Linked DNA regions of Homo sapiens: regions 1, 3 and 4 are each linked to region 2. A link is a loop called in an ENCODE intact Hi-C map of the cell type or tissue named here. Cell type or tissue: heart right ventricle. All regions are shown on one strand. Region 1 overlaps PTPRK (protein tyrosine phosphatase receptor type K). Region 2 has its middle 160 kb from the start of LAMA2. Region 3 overlaps LAMA2 (laminin subunit alpha 2). Region 4 overlaps LAMA2 (laminin subunit alpha 2).

Region 1 (5,000 bases), 390 kb after region 2:
TGATAGGTGGCATAATATAGGAGCTAAGGGAGATAAGTTTATTGTTAGGTTCAAACTGAGATCTGAGCAGGTTACTTAACCCTTCTCCACTTCACGTTTTCCTGTACAATATTTAGCACTTTACATATTCAGTAACTTTCTCACTGGAGGATTGGGTAAATTAAATATTTTTACTGTCTTAAGCTATTCTTTTAATTATTTATATGCCAGTAAGTCACCATCAACACTTCCACTGATGGAGTATCAGCTTTCTGTAGATCACTACACAGAAAGGCCTAATGAGAGGTAATAGCCCTTAAGAAGTTTACTGCTGAGCTTGGAAAATTCTACACATTCTAACAAATACAAAGTGGGCAATGTAAATTTGTTTATTAACTAAAAAGTTGTATAATCAGACATAAGAGCTTATGAAGAAGGTAGGAATAAAGGTTCTTAGGGGAGAAAAGAGAATACAAGCTTTGCAAGAAGAAGGGGCACACCAGGCAAAAATGCTTATTTTATTATTATTATGAACCATGAACTGTTAATGAGCTATGAATTCATGCTGGTGGTTCATGGCAAGTTAGCATGGCAAGGTTTTTATGGACCAAGTTTGCGAGGATTTTTGAGCACCAGATGGAATGTATGATTCTTACTTGTGCTTGAGCATGCAGTTAATTGCTTCAACCAATAGAATTGTGTTGTTACTGGTGAATGTGTGTCACCATCACTGAAGCAATCACTACTAGTTCATGGTGTTTGCAGAGTTTAATCCCTGCTTGTAGGATCATTGTAAAGGAAAAGAAGTTTTTGTTTATTTGTTTGTTTAGTTACAGAAACAGTTCTTAGGGAGATACTTGATGGTATTTTAGTTAGAAGAAGAAAATGTTTGAGATATATTCTTGCTTATGGTTATTCTCAAGGGAGAGAAATTTGATCCTGTCTGTATGCTTGAGTTGCATCCATTTAGCTTATGAATGTTAATGAAAGCCTGAAAGTATATCACAATAGTAGATTGAACGATGTGACAGTGAAATTTTTGAAACTATTAAGTTTCTTCTTCCCTCCTGTAAGAGAAAAATTACCTCCCATTTTCCCAGCGCCTTGGGGTAGGGGAAGGACATCTGTGCTTGATTGTTGGTCTGAGATCTAACTGTTACTTCTTTTGGCTGAAGTTATTTTTTATTTTAGTTTCTACAGTACACCCCAGAGGGAAGCTTTAAAAAATTAGTGTGGGAACTAAAACTCTACAATTTCTCAATGTTTGTGTTTACCCATTGAGCCTTAAGTTAGCATTTATGAAAACATTAAAGTACAATTCTCAGTTGCTCTCAGGGCAAAAAAACAAACAAAAAAAAACAAAAAAAAAAACACACTGTTGGAATGGAGGTCACTTGCGTCATGCAGCTTTTCTGGTTATGTTTAAAAGGAATGTTTTGTTGAAGGAATATCTTTGGGTGATTGTATTTGTTAAGACAAAGTTGAATTAATTGTATGCTACAATCAGAGAAGTATTTGCTTGCTCTTCCTTTCCTCACCATTGGTCAATGTGGCATTTCATAATTGACCAGATGTGTTTTGGCTATTTTTTAAATTTTGTTTTTCAAAATAACTGCATTGCTAGCACTGAAAGTAGAATAGCCTATCCCAGAGACCTGGGATATGATTTAATATTATACTTTGCTCAATTATTGGAGACCACTAATTCCATTAAAGCTGCCTTAAGTTAATGTAGACTGAGGGGATTTTACAAGGGTTTCAGGTTTTTTTTTTCTTTAAGTATATATTTTATACCAAAACCTTGAGCTATAGTTGACGATCTTGTGACCAAAAGCAACAGTCTCAAAATTTGAGGAGATGGCACCATTCGCTTTTACTTTTTTATATCCTAGGATCTCAGTTTCTTTTATTATATTTGTATGGTTTATGAAGCTACTGGTGAGATGAAAAATAAAATAACCCTATTTTCTCTACCACCCTGTTTTCCTCTCTTTTCTTTCATCTTCTCAGAACTTAACATTTTAAAGTGTAAGCACTTATTTCATCCCTTTTTCCTTCTACTACTTGAGCTCTTTTCTTCATTTTGCTATGCCCAGTCTCTCATTTTTTTTTTTTTTTTTTGTTATCATTCCCTTTTGCTTTTATTTTCCTTTTCTTGTCTTAGAACCTCTAAGGCAGAACTGTTTCAAACAAGCAGACCGATTTTTGGCTTAGGTGATAGTACTTTGTAAATAAAAAAATGAAAAGATGTTTTCCTTTGACAGTTCCCACTTCCGTAATCCTTGCAACAATCCACTCAAACAGTGCTTTTATTATATCTAAGACATTTATCTGTTCCAGGCCTCAGATTTTCATCAGTAAGATGGTAGAGAGGAGACATAGTGGAAAGTGACAGAACGTGGCTGTTAATTTAGGCCTCTGACTTCAGAGCCTGAATTCTTAACCATTTCTTTTGTTTGTTTGTTTTTTGTTTTTGAGACAGTGTCTCACTCTGTCGCCCAGGCTGAAGTGCAGTGGCATGGCTTTGGCTCAGTGCAAACTTCGCCTCCTGGGTTCAAACGATTCTCCAGCCTCAGCCTCCCGAGTAGCTGGGATTACAGGTGCCCGCCACCACGCCTGGCTAATTTTTGTATTTTTAGTAGAGACAGGGTTTCACCATGTTGGCCAGGCTGGTCTTGAACTCCTGACCTCGTGAACAGTCCTCCTCAGCCCCCAAAGTCCGGGGATTACAGGCGTGAGCCACCGCGCTTGGCCTTAACCATTTCATAAACAGGAATATGCTTTTATTTGGGTGATGGGGGAGATTATATTTTTCCTTCCTTTTGAATATTTCATGAAGTGTCTTTTATTGTATTAAGAACTTCAGTGGACTTAAAGTTTAATAAAGGAAGAAACTTCTTTGGTGGCCAATTGAACTGCCCCTGTGACCTGATGATCCTTGTTCCTGAGAACTGAGTTGAAAAACTTTGTTCAATCTGAATTCTTCTCTAATTGATCATTACTTGCCATTTACTTATTCAGGAGAGCAGTGACCATTGTTACAGTTATAAAATTGAATAGTTATAATTGTTATTAGTTTTGAGTCACAGTAAGGTCTAGTTGTTCTTCATGTACTTCTTGTACTAAAAGTACTTTAGTTCTTCTAGGTTATGTTGTCTGAAAAGTGGGAACTTTCAGAATAATAGACTAGTTGAGTTGGAAGGAAACTTACATCATTCAGTACAGCTACAGGCATACCTTGTTTTATTGTGCTTTGCCTCATTGTACTTTGCAGATATTGTATGTTTTACAAATTGAACATTTTGGAAATTCTCACAGTATTTCATTTTGTGTAACAAAATGTAACATTTTGGTAATTCTCACAATATTTCATACTTGATTATTGTTAATTATATCTGTTATGGTGATCTGTGATCAGTGATCTTTGATGTTACTGTTGTAATTTTTTCATGCACCACGAACAGCTCCCGTATAAGATGGTGAGCTTAACTGATAAATGTTGTATGTATTCTGACTGTTCCACCTACTGGCTGTTCCCGTCTTTCTTCCTCTCCTCAGCCCTCCCTGTTCTCTGAGACACAACAATATTGAAATTAAGCCAATTAGTAACCCTACGGTGGCCCTTTAATTATCAACTTAAAGGAATAACTGCAGGTCTCTCACTTTAAATCAAAAGCTAAAAATGATTAAGCTTAGTGAGGAAGGCATATCAAAGCTGAGATAGGCCAATAGCTGGGCCTCTTGTTCCTGTTAGCCAAGTTTCGAATGCAAAGGAAAAGTTCTTGAAGGAAATTGGAAGTGCTACTCCAGTGAACACCCAGATGATAAGAAAGTGAAACAGCCTTATTGCTGACAGGGAGAAAGTTTTAGTAGTCTGGATAGGAGATTAAACCAGCCACAGCATTCCCTTAAGCCAAAGCCTAATCCAGAGCAAGGCCCTCAACATTGAGGCAAGACCCTCTACTAGCAAAAAGATAATGACTTGCTGAAGGCTCAGATGATTGTTAGCATTTTTTTTAGCAATAAACTATTCTAAAATTAAGGTATATATTTTATATATCTTATATACCTTTTTTTTAGACATGATGCTATTGCACACTTAATGGACTACAGTATTGTATAAACATAACTTTAATATGCAGTGGGAAACAAAAAATAAAAATTTGGTACCTTCAGAAATAATGTGACTACCGAGTAGAATGTTTTGACTTTGAGAATATTCATTTACATAGAAATCATAGATGTGTTGTGCACTCATTCTCTTTAGACCTTCAGTTCTGGTCTTTAATGTTTAACAGTGTTGAAGTATATCCAGACAACAGGTGGGAATTGTTAGCATGATTTTTAGTCTTCAGGCAGTTTCCAGGGAATACAGGCCACACTACCTTCTCTTACCTTTAATTGTTCATTTCAATCTTGGATCTTTTGGAAAGGTGAGTGATGATTACAAAATTGGCCACAGGACAAAGCCTTTATTGCCTTTTGGGTCATGTTACTGATTATTTTCTCTTAAGTTGCTTTTCTTTTTAGCAGCTACTTCTCAAAACTTTTCACTACTATGTAACATAAAAGCTGTGCAGGTTGGATAGCTGTAGGAGAGTGCCATGATTTCAGAAATTGGAAAAATCTTAAAACAAGAGTTCTTAAACTTAGATCAATGAGTCCTTTGAAATTGTTGGTGAAGTAAGTGTGTGTGTTTCTTGGAGTGGGCGTTGAGGCAACAATACTTTAAATTTACTTCAGATTTCAAAGAAAGAGTGAGAGAGGGAGGGTTATAGAGGAATAGGAAGGATAAGACTGAGAAAGAGGCCTGACTCACTTTGGGATGAAAGGGATAGGTAGAGTTGTGAAGGGAAGGGTTAAGAAAGGTTATGAAGGTTAAGTGCCATTAAGTTGGAAGTTTTTAAGTGTACCACCCTTTAACATTGTCATCTCATTTTTAAACTTCGAAAGTATTCTCTTCATACATTTTCTAGTTTTATTTTCTTTACTGTTTGGTGGAAGAAGGAATGAGTACGTCT
Region 2 (5,000 bases):
AAGTGTGAGTAAAAATGTCGTGGGCAAACATGGGAAATTGGCAGATTTTGTAACTAGACTGATGAGGTGTAAACAGGAGCAGCAGGTAGGGATGCCGAGTGACAGATGTCTCATCAGGCATCTAGAAGACAAGAGGTTGTTTCCTCAGCCCCAAAATAGTTTCTGTCAATGCTGACAATGAAGCAGAGATTTAATTGCCTATACCAAACTCAGTTTGGCAAAGGATTATTTTAACCTTTGCAGTGCAATATATAGACTGCCACCTGGAAACCGGCACAGAAAAGCAACGTTGGTCCAGGTATGAGGTGAGCCTCATCATTTTCCTTTCCTTTTTCCTCCACCTCCCTTCCCCTCCCTCCCCTACTTTTCCCTTCCCTCCCTTCCCTTCCCTTTTTCTCTCTCTGAATCACTTGTAACTTGCTGCATCTGTCTAGCACAGCATCCCTGCACACCCAGCCCCAATTCTCACCTTAATGCTGTTATGCAACATTTTAGTCTTATATTGAAAAATATGGCAAAGAGTCTCTTAAAATTAGAAATTCATTTCTTCACAACTGTTTTCAGTTTCTCATATGTTTGACACTGTGATATATGTTGGTGATGCCACAAGGAACAAGACAGTCTCAACTTCTGTGAGTGTATAGATTAGGTGCAGGAAACCAAAGACATAATTATGAGGTAATGAGAAAATTACAGTAATAACATATATACAAATTGCCAAGGCGCACAGAGGAAGGAGAAATTTGTTGTTCCTCTGAATTTGGGGAAAGCTATAGATGGGGGGGATCCTGCCTAAAGAACCAATTAAATGTCATTATATCCTGTTTAACCATTCCCTGTCTTCCCAACACACTCAAACATCACTGTCCCCAAGGAGTGAGTTACCCAGTTGTTGCTACAAAGGCTGCTGGCTCTGCTAGTTGATGTGCTTCCTTTGTGGGAAAATTGAGGATGTTGTGTGATCCCCACTTTTTTCAGATAGGCACTCTACTGATCCCACTACTGTGTCCAAAATGCCACTGTTAGAATCATTCATTTGAAATTACATCAGTATCTTCAGAAAATTCCTGGTAATTGTGCATTTCCCACCTCATGTTTAGGTGCTTTGGGGGCACTTATGCATGTGTGCTGTGTAACTGATATGCAGTTTTGTGGTTGGGTAGCCAATTCGGCACAACCTAAAGTTTAGGAATGTATTCATATATTCTGGTGTCTGGCAGCCTCAGTTCAGATCCTGCTTCTGGCATTCCATTTACATTACTGTGCCTCAGTTTCTTCACCTCGAAAATGAAGATGCGAAGCCTCTGTGCTTAGCAAATAAACATTTCATAACTGAGATTATTATCTTTATAATCTGGATGAATGAAATAAAAGATCAATGGGAACACTTTCAAAACAAGGAAAAAGTATAAGGGCAGAGGTAACTGTTTTTAAATGAAAGCAAAAACAGTTCAAGACTGTTGGAGAGAATTGTGATCTCTTTTAGAGCCATATTATGTGTGAAATAATCCAGCTAAGAAGAAATAGGGACAGAGTGAGACACCAGCTTCCTGACAAAATTATTAAACTTACCTTCAAAACAACTGCAGAGCAAATCTATGAACTAGTGATTTCTACTATGCAAATTCTTTGCATCATTATACATGGAAATATTCTTTCAACCAGACACTCACACACACGCCAAACAAAAAAGCATGAACAAACATTATATATTTCAGCATACACTTTTTATCTAAAATTTCATTCTCAGCTAACTTTTATAAGCCCATAGTCTGATATGCATAATCATTAAGTCCTCCCATTTCATTTTATGAAGACATTTGTACTATTTTCTTAAGTAAACTCAGTATCATATCTATAATACAGGTTATTAAATTAAAAATGCATTTTTAAATTTAATGGTTTCAAATAATACCCTATAAATAATACTCTAAAATGCTTATTTTTTTTAGTCCTACCTCAAGCTGAATAAATTTTTATTCTCAGAATATTTTTGCCCCCCAAAAGCTCAACATCATTTCCTCATTCATAAAATTTTGTTACAAATTTGGGCTTCAGGACAGGGCAAGGACAAAAAGCAACATTACTAGCACTCTTAGAGCCAAAGTCTTTTGCTTTTCTTTACAAAATTCCTTACTTTCTTTGGAGATTAATGGGCTGTCAGTGGGTTCTGGACAATGACTAAAACTTTAAAATAAGGAAGGGTGACCCCTAGCGTTGGCCTTTAGAAACCAAATTCATGCAAAGTTTCAACAATGTGGGGAAGAATTCAATAACATGCATTATTTTAAAAAGTCAAAATACTGAATTTATTTACCTTAATTGCCTTTAGACACATAAATCGCTATTATTTAAGATATCATTCAAATGCTTTAAGAGAATCTTTCAAATGACAACAATTCCTCCCACAGAAACTCCCCTTCACTGATGAAAAGTGTACAAATCAAAAATGAATAACATAAAAGGAAAAGGCACAAGATTTGCTTGAGTGAGCAAAGAGAAAACTAGTCAAGGAAAAAAAATAAAGGCTAAATATTAACTCCACATTGTACTGAAGATGACAATTCATACTTAAGCCGCAGCATTAGACTTCTGTGAAGTATTTAGTAAGGAAATCTTGAGAGAATCATTTACTTCCTTACTAGTTTTTGCCTCAAAAAATTTACCTTCACAAGCTCAAGGTCATTAGTCCTGCAGAAGCAGGAAAATAGTTCAGCTTAAACACCTGTCACTTGTGACAAAATGAATGAAATGAGAGGTCAAAAGTGACTTACTGCATCATTTGAACTCATTGTCACTCAACAAGAGGAGATTTTGGCAAAAAGCGCACATGCTAGGACAGGGAAATCTTACATTTGAAGGGAAATTCTTCCTGGAGAAAAAAAATATACAGTATGTAGGAAAGCCCTGACATTCTTTCTTAATAAGTTTTATTGCCATTATTTACTAAATCTCTTGACTGGAGCTGGCTTGGCACCAGCACAGAGCTAAGCAAAAATTAGACGTTTCATGCTCCCCTTTTGAGTCTCAGGTGCCAAAGTGGCATAAGAGACGCTTAGGCAAAGTTTGTGCTGAGGACAGCTCTGCCACTTCCTTGTACTTGTACGGACATGAGAAGAAACAGTACAGAATGATGAGGGAATTAAGCATGAGAAGGAATTGGAATATGGCGATGAAACTGCCAATTTAATATGGTAGGTGGAATTTAAAAGGACAATAGAAATTTTATATTAACAATAACTGAAGACACATCATCCATCATCCATACAACACGGTTAGTTCTTAGGATTTGAATTTATTTTCTCACTGTTCTACTGCTTCCATGAAAAGAGAGCCTTTTGCTTGGTGAGATCTTTACAGTTGGTATCTTATGCTTTCTAAGTGCCAGTTCTACCAGCAAACATTTTGTGTTAGTCATTTAAACCCTCCAAAGTCCCTGAATTTGGTTGCAAGTAGATTTTTCTATTTATTTTTCTCCTATATCCTCTGACTTTATCCTGTAGTGGCCCCCTCACCTTTATCAGCAAAGGCATCCCTTTTTTATTTCATATGAATGGTTCCTAGTAAATATCTGTTATGTACATTGTAACTGTAAACTATTTAGATCACACTTGCTAAATTATTTAAAATAATGCTCTGAAAGAATGTTATTTGTATTAACAAAAAACAAGATTTTACTCTCTAAGATTATTTAGCACTAAGAGATTTATTTTACTCTGTTGTGTTTCTGATTTAAACATTTGGAAGAAAGTAAAATACCTCTTTTTAATGTGCATTTTCAATATTTTTTATAAAAAGAATTCATTCAAGCGGGTTCCCTTGAGTTCCTGTTGTCATTGCACCACTGCAATCAAGGACTTTCAATCACAAGCAATATGTCTATCATAAAATTTTTCATTTATTTAGCAAGAAGGTAATCTTTAATAGGTGCATACATAATTTCATTTTGTGTGACTGATTTACCTGCCTACTGGTGCTCATTCTAGCAGAGCATTAGCACTCTCTGGGAACTACTGTTTCTTTTAAAAGCTGCATCAATACCTTCCAGTGACTAATTTAATTCATTCAGTGACTAAGACACTGAAATGGTCTCTTAGAAATTCAGCTTTCAAAGTGCATGGAAATCTCAGGAAGGAACTTATGTACACATTGTGGTTTTCTTTACATGTAACTCCTACAAGTAAGCATAGCAGGTCCCTGAGAAATGTTGGGAAGGCAACCTCTCTTTACCAAACGATACTGCAAGACAATACCCTACTCAAACACACACTCTTCAAATGCAAATGCATACAAAAGTTAAGTAGTAAATACTGTGCTTTGGGGGCGTGATATGCAAGAAAGCATGAGGAGTGAGGGTATAACAGAAGACACCTTGTTGGGCAATCCATCGTATTAAAGATTTGGTGAAATAATGATTCATTTTATTTCATAGTTGAAACCACAATTTTATATTAAACGTATTATGAAGTATAATTCAGCAATGCTTGAATTATACAGACAAAACATAGGGATCCAAAGATATTTAGTATTTAGTATGTATACTAAATAGAGACATTTAGTATTTGCTGGAGTGCTTTAATCTATTTTTCCAAGTCCTTTGGGTTCAAAGAGACTTATTCTTCTATTTGGAATAAATCTATGGAAAAGTTCAAGGTCAAATTTTCCTTTCAAATTTAGACTCTCCTGGAAGAGGTAACATATAAAGCTGTTTAAATAAAAGTGTAAGCATATTCATCATATCCATGTGAAAATCAAGAACAGCTGCCTATACGGAATAAATGGGTAGACAAAAGAGACAGAGAGAGAGGGGGGGAGAGAGAGAGATGATAGATGATAGATATGTGGATGATTGGTAGGTGGGTAGGTAGATAGATGGATGGATGGATGGATGGATGGATGATAGACAGATAGATACGAGAAAGAGACTGAGTGAGAGCAAGCACTTTGACGAGGATGAGGACCATATTTAAAGGCTGTATAGGGAAAGCAGGTTCAGCCAC
Region 3 (5,000 bases), 640 kb before region 2:
AAATATTATTCAACACTACAAAGAAATGAGCTATAAAGTCATGAAAAAATATGGAGAAACCTTAAGTGTATATTACCAAGGGAAAGAAGCTAATATGAAAAAGTACCACACTGTATGATTCCAGCTATATATTCCAAAAAAGGCAAAACTATGGATGTAGTAAAAATATGAGTGGTTGCCAGGGGTCAAGGAAGAGGGAGGTATGAATAGGTGAAGCATAGAGGAGTTTTCGGGCAGTAAAACTTTTCTATATTTTACAACAACGGTGGACACATGTCATAATGCATTTTTCCAAACCCATAGAATGTACAATACCAAGAGGGAACCCTAATGTAAACTATGGACTTTGGGTGATGAGGAGGTGTCAACTTAGGTTTATCGACTATAATAAATGTACCATTCTGGTGGGGAAGGTTGTGGGGGCAGGGAGTAGATATGAGAACACTCTGAACTTTACACTCAATTTTTCTTTGAACTTTAAGCTGTTCTAAAAAATAAAGTCTGTTTAAAAAACATAGCATGAGACAATCTGCTGGAAAGGGTAAAGAGTATAGGTTGAGACATAATAAAGATCTGACACTCTTAATGAAATACTTCTTGTGGCCAGGTGCGGTGGCTCATGCCTGTAATCCCAGCATTTTGGGAGGCCAAGGCAGGCGAATCACAAGGTCAGGAGTTCAAGACCAGCCTGACGAACATGGTGAAACCCGTCTCTACTAAAAATACAAAAAAAATTAGCCAGGTGTGGTGGCACACACCTGTAATCCCAGCTACTTGGGAGGCTGAGGCAGGAAAATCACTTGAACCCGGGAGGCGGAGGTTGCAGTGAGCCAAGATCGCACCACTGCACTCCAGCCTCGGCGACAGAGCAAGACTCTGTCTCAAAAAAAAAAAAAAAAAGAAATACTTTTTGTGTCTCTAACGTCAGATCATTAGACTATACTAAGCCAATGAGGGCAAGGACTGCGCAGTTTTGCTCACACTTCTATCCCCAGTGTCATAATTCCTAGAACATGAGAGACTCCCAAAAAGTATTAGTTAAGTGAATGAATGAATGAAATGCCATTTATTACATGAAATTTTTTCTAATTACCCCTAAGCAGATGAAATTATTCTATTATTAAATATTTCTCCAGAATTTCTTCCGACTTTATTTTATTTCATGTTTTATTATATACCTGCATGCAGTTGTCTAATATGGTCCTCCATACACTTAAATGCTGATGTACACACACACACACACACACACACACACACACATCTCAAAGTTCTTTGAAGACAGATTGAGCCTCATTCATATTTTTCATCTGCCAACACGTAACTTAGGCTTTGTATGTTATGAACATTTATGTGTGCTTGTTAAATTGATTTATTCTACCATGACCTGTTAGAAAATTCTTATTTATAACAAATATGAATTATTTCATATTAAATTAATATGAGATAAATGCACTCAATTTAATCTAATGTCTACATACATTTGGCAAGAAACTCCGTGTTGTATCTGTACATTCTATATTGTTGCTATGAGATTCTGAAAAAGTGTTTAGTATGCTATTGTAACATCAGGGCCGTTGTTTAGCATTATGTGCTCAGAAGCCTATTTGATTTTCCTGTGGATATTTTCCTAAACCGACAGCAGGCTATGTAGAAAAAGTACTGGGCCAGTGGGAATCTTGAGACTGGGTCCAGCTTAAGTCCCTGAGTTTAGCAAATTGTATGGCCATTGTTAATTCGTTTCACTGTCATGGCCCGAGGCAGCTCTTCTTTAAAATACAAAGTGGACTCGATAATCCCCAGGAACCTTCTAGCTCCAATACTCTTTATCATTTAAAGCTCTTAGATAATCAAATTAAATCCGTACTTTGCAGCCCCGTTTCTAGCTTCATGCATATTTCTGGCCACAAGATGGCGGGCTTTATGTTGTTTTCTTCATTCTCTAACTGCAAAAAGTTTTTAATACCATCGCAGTTTTGAAAATTTAAAATTTCCAATTCTTTAAAAAGCCTGATAAATGCAACATGGACTTTACATTCTGACTTTAAAAAGTGTCTTAAGCACTTTGGAGTCTCACAATAGAGAAGATTTCCTCTTTTGTGTGGAAAGACTGATTTACACTGTATTTCTATACTAATGCAAAAATCCCACGATGAGATGAAAGAGACCACAAGCATTTTCATTTGTTTTTCTTTCTCTTTACACAATCAAAGATAGTGCTTTTGGAAATCAGAACAGATACAAACTTTACCACGGAGGCTACTGAATAAAGTTCTCAAAATACACTGTCATTCTGGACTTTTTAGCCATTGACAATTTCCAGGTATCCCCAATTTTTCTGCGTGCTACTGATTTCTATGATTTGATTTGAAGCAGAATTAGCAAGTCAGAATACATCTATTTTATATACCAAATTGGGAATTAGGAAGAAGGTGATTTGCATTTCAGAACTTTGAAGTAATTTTCCTTCATTGACATAATCTATCTGCTTTCAGAAGATTCATAATTTTGCCACCTTACCCTGGTCAGCAGCTCGTTCATTTCGGTCACGAGTGTATTCAGATTGCCCTCTGCCAGCTGAATAAGCCTCTCTGGGGCCCGCTGAGGTGACAGCAAGTGCTGAAAAAGATTCCATCCCATAAACATTTTTAGTAAATGGCCTTGCAGTGATAGTGTTCGACAGAACACATTTTTGTATATAAAAGGAACTTAGCCTTCTCACCTTCAAAGAAAAGATAAGGAAACTATTTCAACTGGGCACTTACACATTGAGTGTCATGCCAAATATTCAGGCAAATAATAAAAATTGCAGTGACTTATTGAGAAATTACTATGTGCCAGGCTTTTTATGTTTTGTTTTTTCATTTAATTTTCACAACAGCTCTATGGGGGGTAAGCATTATTCCATTTCATGAAAGAGCAAACTGTCTTGAAGACAGTTAAAAATGTGCACGAGATCACACAGTCAGTAAGGGGTAGAGTTAAGATAAACTCCTTGCCTGGCCCATTTAAGGCTCCCATTCCAATTAACAGAGACACAGATCACAGGTAAAAAAGAGAACGGCAGGCCTTAACATAGAGACCTGGCTAGGCGCTAACTAACTGGCCTGTCCTCGGTGTTGCTAGGAACTGGCCTAACAGCAGGGCCATATTTTTTTCCTATGGAACATAAATAATCTCATAGGACACTAAATTAGACAAGGTCACTCTGAACCAGTGATGAATGAAACAGAAAAAAAGAGACTACCCTGTAATGTCTAAGCGCAGACAAAACCATAGCGGGTTTTGTGTAGACCACAAAACTACCCCAACCTCCCATTTCCTGGCTAATATGAATGAACACTGCCTCCTTATTAATCATAGCTTTATCCTCCCTCTGTTCTTCCTTCCCTCTAGATAGGATTCACAAAATACTCACAGAATTACTCCCACTTCTGAATAGCACCCAGTTGAGTGCTAACCTTAAGTTATCTAGCACAGCCTCAAATACTAGAAGTTATTCCTAACACCTTCTTATTGAGACAGCCCACAATTCCCCCATGGTGTTCAGTGCCCCTTGTTGCAACAAGTTAATAAATCCCACTTTGTTCCATCACATGTGTGTCCTTGATGGTCTTTGGCTGAAGCTTGGGGAGCACTGACATAGTTAAAGAAATTGAGCAAAGAGGTGAAATAACTTAAGTTTTTATAATACCAGAAGGTGATCCTCAGTATACAAATGTCAAGTGAATGATGGAAGAAGAACAAAATAAAAAATCAAGAAAGACTAGAATTTAAGGATAATCCAGGTCATCTGGATCAATATCCAGCCAGAAGTGGATGGGTCACTGAATCCCTTGGCTTAGAAGATGTTCACAAATTGGAGCCTCTTCTATAGGATCCTCTTTACTTCATCATCCATTGCTTAAGTATTAGTTTTAAAATGTTTCATGTTCAACTAAAATGTTTGCTTTTCTAGTTTAATTTATTTTTCTGTATTCTCTCCATATACAAGGAAAATAACTGATCGGCATTCTTTTCATTAAAACTCTTCACTTCCCTGAATACCAGGACCACAAGGTAAACTCAGGTTCCTCTGCCTGGCTTTCAAGGTTGTCCATCATATCACCCTGCCTCACTGAAGTCTCCAGCCTTATCTTTCACTAGCAGGTCTGACTTTTAATATCTGCCAGACAGATCTAATTCACACCACTGCCTCTGCTCACATGGCTCTGTTAAGCACAGCTGCCTTCTCCCTGTGTCCTCACACGGCAGAAGGCAGAATGTTTGTGTCCTTCTAATATCCATGTGTTGACATCCTAGTTCCCAATGTGATGATATTAGGAGGTGGAGCCTTTGGGAAGTGATTGAGTCATGAGAATGTAGCCTTCATGATTGGGATTAGTGCCCTTATTAAAGAGACCCCAGAGAGCTAGCTATCCTTTTCCTCAGTATCCAGATATTAAATGAATTAAATGTGGGGTCATAGCAAGAAGTCACCCTCTGTGAGGAACAGGCCTTCACTAGACATTGAACATTGCTGGTACCTTGATCTTGGGCTTCCCAGCCTCAGAACTGTGAGAGATATATTTCTATTGTTTATAAGCTAATCAGTTTATGGTATTTGTCACAGCAGCTCCAATGGACTGTGACAGACTTTCAACATATAAATTTGGGGAGATGTAAATATTCAGACCATGACAACTTCTTTCCTATTTCTTGGAGTTTCTGTAAAAGCTATGTATGGTAATCCATTTAAGACTTCAGTCAATTGCCTAGCTTTTCAATAAATGTTAGTTATTCTTGTTATCATCATTATTGGTTTCTTCTTCTGGAAAATAGGGATAATAATACTTACCTTAAAGGTTATGGTCAGAATTAAAGAATATATTTCCTAAAAGAATATCTACCAATGTGTAGTGAATAAATCTTAGATGCCTTCCTCTAAAGCAACAAATACTTCTCTACTAAAATTGTGTCTACACTTCAAATTCCAACAGAAATTATACTCTCAGTAATGGTAC
Region 4 (5,000 bases), 520 kb before region 2:
ATACTCATGTTTGCCATTATTACAACGTATTTTGAATTGCCTGAAAATTGTCATGAGCGAAGCTGTTTTACTTCCATTTAAGTTGTGTGAAACACGGACCATTTAAACAATTTTCAGGATACTGTTACTAGATGTTTTTTTCCCAAGCCACAGTTACCCATTTACACAATATTAGAATCAATGTCTTTTTCATTTACCCTAAAGGTATGCGTTTATGATCACATTTATATAACCAGTTAGTCAAGTACTTACTTAAGTAATTCTGTCTTTCTTTATTTTTTGACCTAGAGTCTTGCTCTGTCATTCAGGCTGATGTGGAGTGGCACCATCTTAGCTCACTGCAACCTCCTCCTCCCAGGCTTAAGCAGTTCTTGTGCCTCAGCCTCCCGAGTATCTGGGACTACAGGTGTGTGCCATCATGACTGCATAATTTTTTGTATTTTTTGTAGAGATGGGATTTCGCCATGTTGGCCAGGCTGGTCTTGAACTCCTAACCTCAAGCAATCTACTCACCTCCGTCTCCCAAAGTGCTGGGATTACAGGTGTGAGCCACCACGCTCAGGCTCTTAAGTAATTCTTAAAAGGATTGCTTAAGATATCACTCTGCAATTTAGAGGATGCACCCCTAGGAATATTAACTTATTCTTTTTAAAATTTCTTTCCTTCTATTTTTCCTTCAACTCCACAATCTTTCCATAAGCTGTAAAATCAAGCTTTTCCTGGTGTTGTTTCCAGTTGTGTCTTCCCCAAAGAGTACATACCATTGTGTAAGAGACTTTGCAATGAGTCAGTTACAAGACTTCTTTTCTGAAGGATGCTATTATTCAGGGAAAAAGCTTTGAGAATATTCTGAGTATACGTTGCCCTTTCCTCTTGCTTTAGATAAAGAATTCTCTGCCTCTTCTCCATCTGTCCACTCCTCCATGTTCCAGGTGCCGCCTTCGTTTTGTGCCTCCTTGCCCTCGCTTCTGCACTCTCTTAGAATCCCTTCAGTATCCTAACGTTTACTCTCTCCTTCAAATCCATTACCAAGTAGGTTCTCATCAAGCATCTGAATTCATCTCTCTGACTTCAGTTTTTTTGATAGGGAAAGTTTAATGAGCTATTTCATATGTTGTTGCACTTCCCTAATGAAGATTCCCCAGTGGCTCTGGGATCCCTAACGTCATTCAAGTTTCCGTGTAGTTTCAATGCCTCTAGGATCTATCTACCCCTGTGTTCACAAACTGTGTGTAGAGGTGCCCCAGGGTGCTGCAGTGAACTCACAAAGGCACAGTGGAATATTGTAAACATTTGAAGGACACACAGCAATACTAAATATCTGTTGGGCACTGCAATAACTAATTCAAGGTGGTTCACAAGTTGAAACCTTAGAACATGCTATATTCCACTTAAGAATGTTCTCAACATTTTGAGCCATGTTTCTGCTTACTTGTACTTTAGGCCACTTTATATCTTTATTAAGAAAGGTTTTCAGAAGAGACTGTAATTAAAAGCAAGAACTGCACAAAAGTCAATGTGGAAAAGGAAATAAGGATAGCATTATCCAATCTGATACTCAAGTTTGAGAAGGTATATACTACCCCAAAGGTACCACATCCCATCAGTAAGTGATTCTGGTTATTTATGAAAAAAATTATTATTTTCTGTCCATTTTCTTTTTAAACAATTGCTAGGTTGTTAAAACATGAATATTTATTAAGTTGTTTGGCACTAACTACTTAAGAAATAGAACTGTGGCTTATTTCTGTTGGTCAAGGAGGCACTATGAAAAAATTATGAATACGCTATGAACATTCTGAACTGAGAATGTCTGGGTATGTCTGATCTAGCCTCTTTTTATATTTATCCATTCTGTTACTTGGATTTTTAAAAATGAATTTTCCTGCCAGAATTCTCATTCTTATAGTTCTCTGACCATTCAAACACTTATTTTCTTTGTTTGTTTAGCTGATATTTGACTAGTAAGAAGACTAAAGAAAAAACAGTTTTTTAGTGATATTTCCAAAGCCTGATGCAGAGTCAGTGGCAACCACAGTAAATAAGGGAACTAAAAGATTCCAAACAGGGAGAACTCTATATAAAAAAATTCATCCATTAACATTCATTGAAAAATTCTAACAAAATATAAGTGGTCTTGGTAAGTTATACGTACTGCAAATAACTGTAATTTTCCACATTTTTGGACTTTGCAGACTCATTTATTAATTTTACGAGTCTTTCATAAAATTGAACATCTTTGAGACTTTCAAATTAGTTCATTTTGGGGACAATATTGATTTCTCTGATTTTACAGAGCACTGTGTGTTCAGCCAATAGAACATTTCATTTTCTCCTGCTATTTAGGAACTAATCTGTCATTGTTCTCTTGGCTAGAGAAATATGGTTTTCCACAGGTAGGAGTAAGTGCAATTTTAGTTCACTTTGAGGCAATTCTTATATTACTGGATGGATTCGACTATATTTACTAGGGATGAAAATTATATCTCTTTTCAATACAAAGAGAAAGTGAATTTAGTGAGAGCGGTTCATTCCATTTCATAAGGGTCTCCAAAGGCTTGGCCTTTTCCCTCTTTCTCCATATCTACTAAGGCAAATTCTCTTCAGGGAGATTCAGATATCAAATTGAGAAGGCACTGCAGGAAAAAATTTACCTCCATTCCTGGAGATGGTTCTAGGCTAAGCCATTCACTTTCCTGTTCTTCAGCTTCACCCCATTAAGAAAAGAAGAACACAAGTAGCTGTTTCCCATGAGTACCTGTTTTAATTCTACCTTCAGGGGGAAAAACCAGCTTGTTTGCAAGTAATATTATAGTTACTATGCAATATATAACCTAATGTCACAAATAACAATACAGTGTGCATGGTGCACATTGCATTAAAGATTTAATGAGGCAGGAAAGTTTTCCCACATGACTGGAGAAGGCTAAAAGGTAATTCATAAAACTAAGCTTCATAAAAGAATTTAGCAGTAGGCTACTTGTGGTCTGGCCTCTTTTTTTTTCCCTCTCAATCTCAAGAAATATGAATTGAGGAATGAAGGATGGGATAACCTATTGAGGATAATGTTTCTGGAGAGGAAATCCTTTTCATGAAATAAGCCTGGAACATTTGGTTCTCTGATGTCAGATTATCATCACTGTTATTTCACTAAATGGAGTGTAAAACCTAATATTTGCTTTTGCTTACCAGAGCAAATATTTCAGGAGGGATACACAAAAATCAAATGAGAAAAAGGCTTTATAATACTGAGCAGGATAAATTAAACATATCTGTCAATTTCCATTTAGGATCACAAACAGGGCAAGCGATTCATCTTCTTAGATCCCAAAGCCCGCGAGCCTTAAACTCTGAAAAGGTATCCCTCCCATAGAAGTGTTTATTCATGCATCTATTTGTAGAGCTCTCTTTTATCATAGAAACAGTGTTTTACTTCAAGGTTTTGTTATTTCCTTCAGTGTATGTATAAATTTGAGTTAAGAACAGATTTCTCTTCTTTAAAAGCTCGATAATTATTAGAATAGAACATAAACAAGAGGATTGTAGAATTAGAAAACAGGCAGAATTTACATGAGAGGTTTTAAAGTTACATCATCCTTAATGCATAGAAAATGAACCAGAGTTGTAGGTGTCGAACAGAGACAACACATTCTAGAAAAGTTGGTTTAGAAGGGAATAAACTGAGTTATGCAGTCCAGGGGATATAAATAAAAAACCTCGAGGAAAACATCCTGCCTGCCTGCATTCATTTCTCTCTTCCACCTTTTTTTTCCTTCCTATCTGCTTTTCCTGCCCTCTTTTTTTCCTGTTACCCATCTTCTCCTTAGCTTTCTTCTTCATCTCCTTCTCCTCTTCCTCCTCCTTCTTCTTCTTCTTTTCTTTTTCTTCTTGTAGCCATTAGACTGTTTTGATAGCATTTCTTTTCACAATAACTATGTCCTTTCACACGTGCATTAATTAGAACTGGTTGGGAAAAGTCCTGAATTTGGGATTTTTTTTTTCTTTTTCAATGTGACCACTACAATCAGTTTAACCTGATAAGATAACCTGTATTGGGTGACCTAAATTGCAGAAGTATAAAAAGTAGTGATGAAAAGTATGAATGTGACAGAGTCAAGGACATAGTTCTGGAACAGACCACCAGAGATACTGCCTCAAGTGTAACTAACACTGATTGCTTATCAGTGTCCTAGAAGCTCAGCCCGTCCACTGCTCACAGGATTACTCACTCATATTTTTTCTTCCTACATTTCATATAACTCCACATTCTCATAAAATACAGCCTAGACAATATTTATATACAGTGTTTCTTATCGTTAAGGCCAAGAGATATTCATTATAGTGTTTTGATTGGCAAGGGGAAAAAGAGTAACTGTGAAAGGCATATAGAGAGGAATGAGAGGCCAACATGAATTTCTCATACAAATTTTTGTTAAAATGTTTATTCACTGGAATAGCACTGACCTATCTTGAGCATATGTTTTGTCTGCTGTGTAACAAAGTAAGGCCCAATTATACTTTCCATGTACTCAGCTATAATTCAAAGTAAATAGAATTTGAAGAGTTTGATCAGGTAAGAATGCTTTTGGCTGCAATTGAAAACCAGACAATTAGGAGTTCTCATATAACAAGAAGTCCAACAAAATGTGGTAGGCAGACAAAATTTTAAAACAAATGGATTAGCTTTTATTTTCTTATTTCACGTATCTTTCCCCAACACAGATCCATTTGAGCACACTTGAAAATATAAATCTCCTATGAATAGATTTGCAAAACATCACATAGAAGAAGATGATGTGCTTAGAAAGGCAACATTCCATATAGGAAATGAGTATTTAATGTTTCCTTTAAGTTTTCTGACTTAGCGTACTACTTGTTACTTTATGACATACACTGATCAAATCTTGAGTTGAAATAGTACAATCTCAACAGATGTGAGTAAATGGTAGTGGTGAAATTCTCTGAAGTGCTTCGTGCTGTTAGGCCCAGACCCAAAAACA

The links. Peaks named below come from ENCODE experiments on the same cell type or tissue, not always from the same donor. Only the 100,000 strongest peaks of a DNase experiment are listed, where the experiment ranks them.
Region 1: it touches region 2 in a loop (4-fold over the local background); 6 of 110 quality-filtered maps call a loop at or near these places.
Region 3: it touches region 2 in a loop (7-fold over the local background); 46 of 110 quality-filtered maps call a loop at or near these places.
Region 4: it touches region 2 in a loop (2.6-fold over the local background); 44 of 110 quality-filtered maps call a loop at or near these places.

The regions. Positions count from the first base shown.
Region 1 is chr6:128,332,542-128,337,541 of GRCh38, reverse strand. All of the region lies in intron 2 of PTPRK (protein tyrosine phosphatase receptor type K), which reads left to right. Among named protein-coding and RNA genes, the nearest start is that of PTPRK, 190 kb to the left of the region's middle. In heart right ventricle, no CTCF peak of the experiment used is centred here; no DNase peak of the experiment used is centred here; H3K27ac peaks cover 1,556 bases.
Region 2 is chr6:128,723,032-128,728,031 of GRCh38, reverse strand. No RefSeq gene overlaps it. Among named protein-coding and RNA genes, the nearest start is that of LAMA2, 160 kb to the left of the region's middle. In heart right ventricle, CTCF peaks have their summits at 2,020 and 2,224 (motif pointing left); no DNase peak of the experiment used is centred here.
Region 3 is chr6:129,367,508-129,372,507 of GRCh38, reverse strand. It overlaps LAMA2 (laminin subunit alpha 2), which reads right to left. Exons shown (of 65, transcript NM_000426.4): 34 at 2,518-2,616. Among named protein-coding and RNA genes, the nearest start is that of ARHGAP18, 340 kb to the left of the region's middle. RefSeq lists an enhancer at 1,508-2,017. In heart right ventricle, CTCF peaks have their summits at 1,704 and 1,903 (motif pointing right); a DNase peak (open chromatin) is centred at 1,896; H3K27ac peaks cover 3,863 bases.
Region 4 is chr6:129,242,732-129,247,731 of GRCh38, reverse strand. All of the region lies in intron 12 of LAMA2 (laminin subunit alpha 2), which reads right to left. Among named protein-coding and RNA genes, the nearest start is that of LAMA2, 360 kb to the right of the region's middle. In heart right ventricle, no CTCF peak of the experiment used is centred here; no DNase peak of the experiment used is centred here; H3K27ac peaks cover 1,777 bases.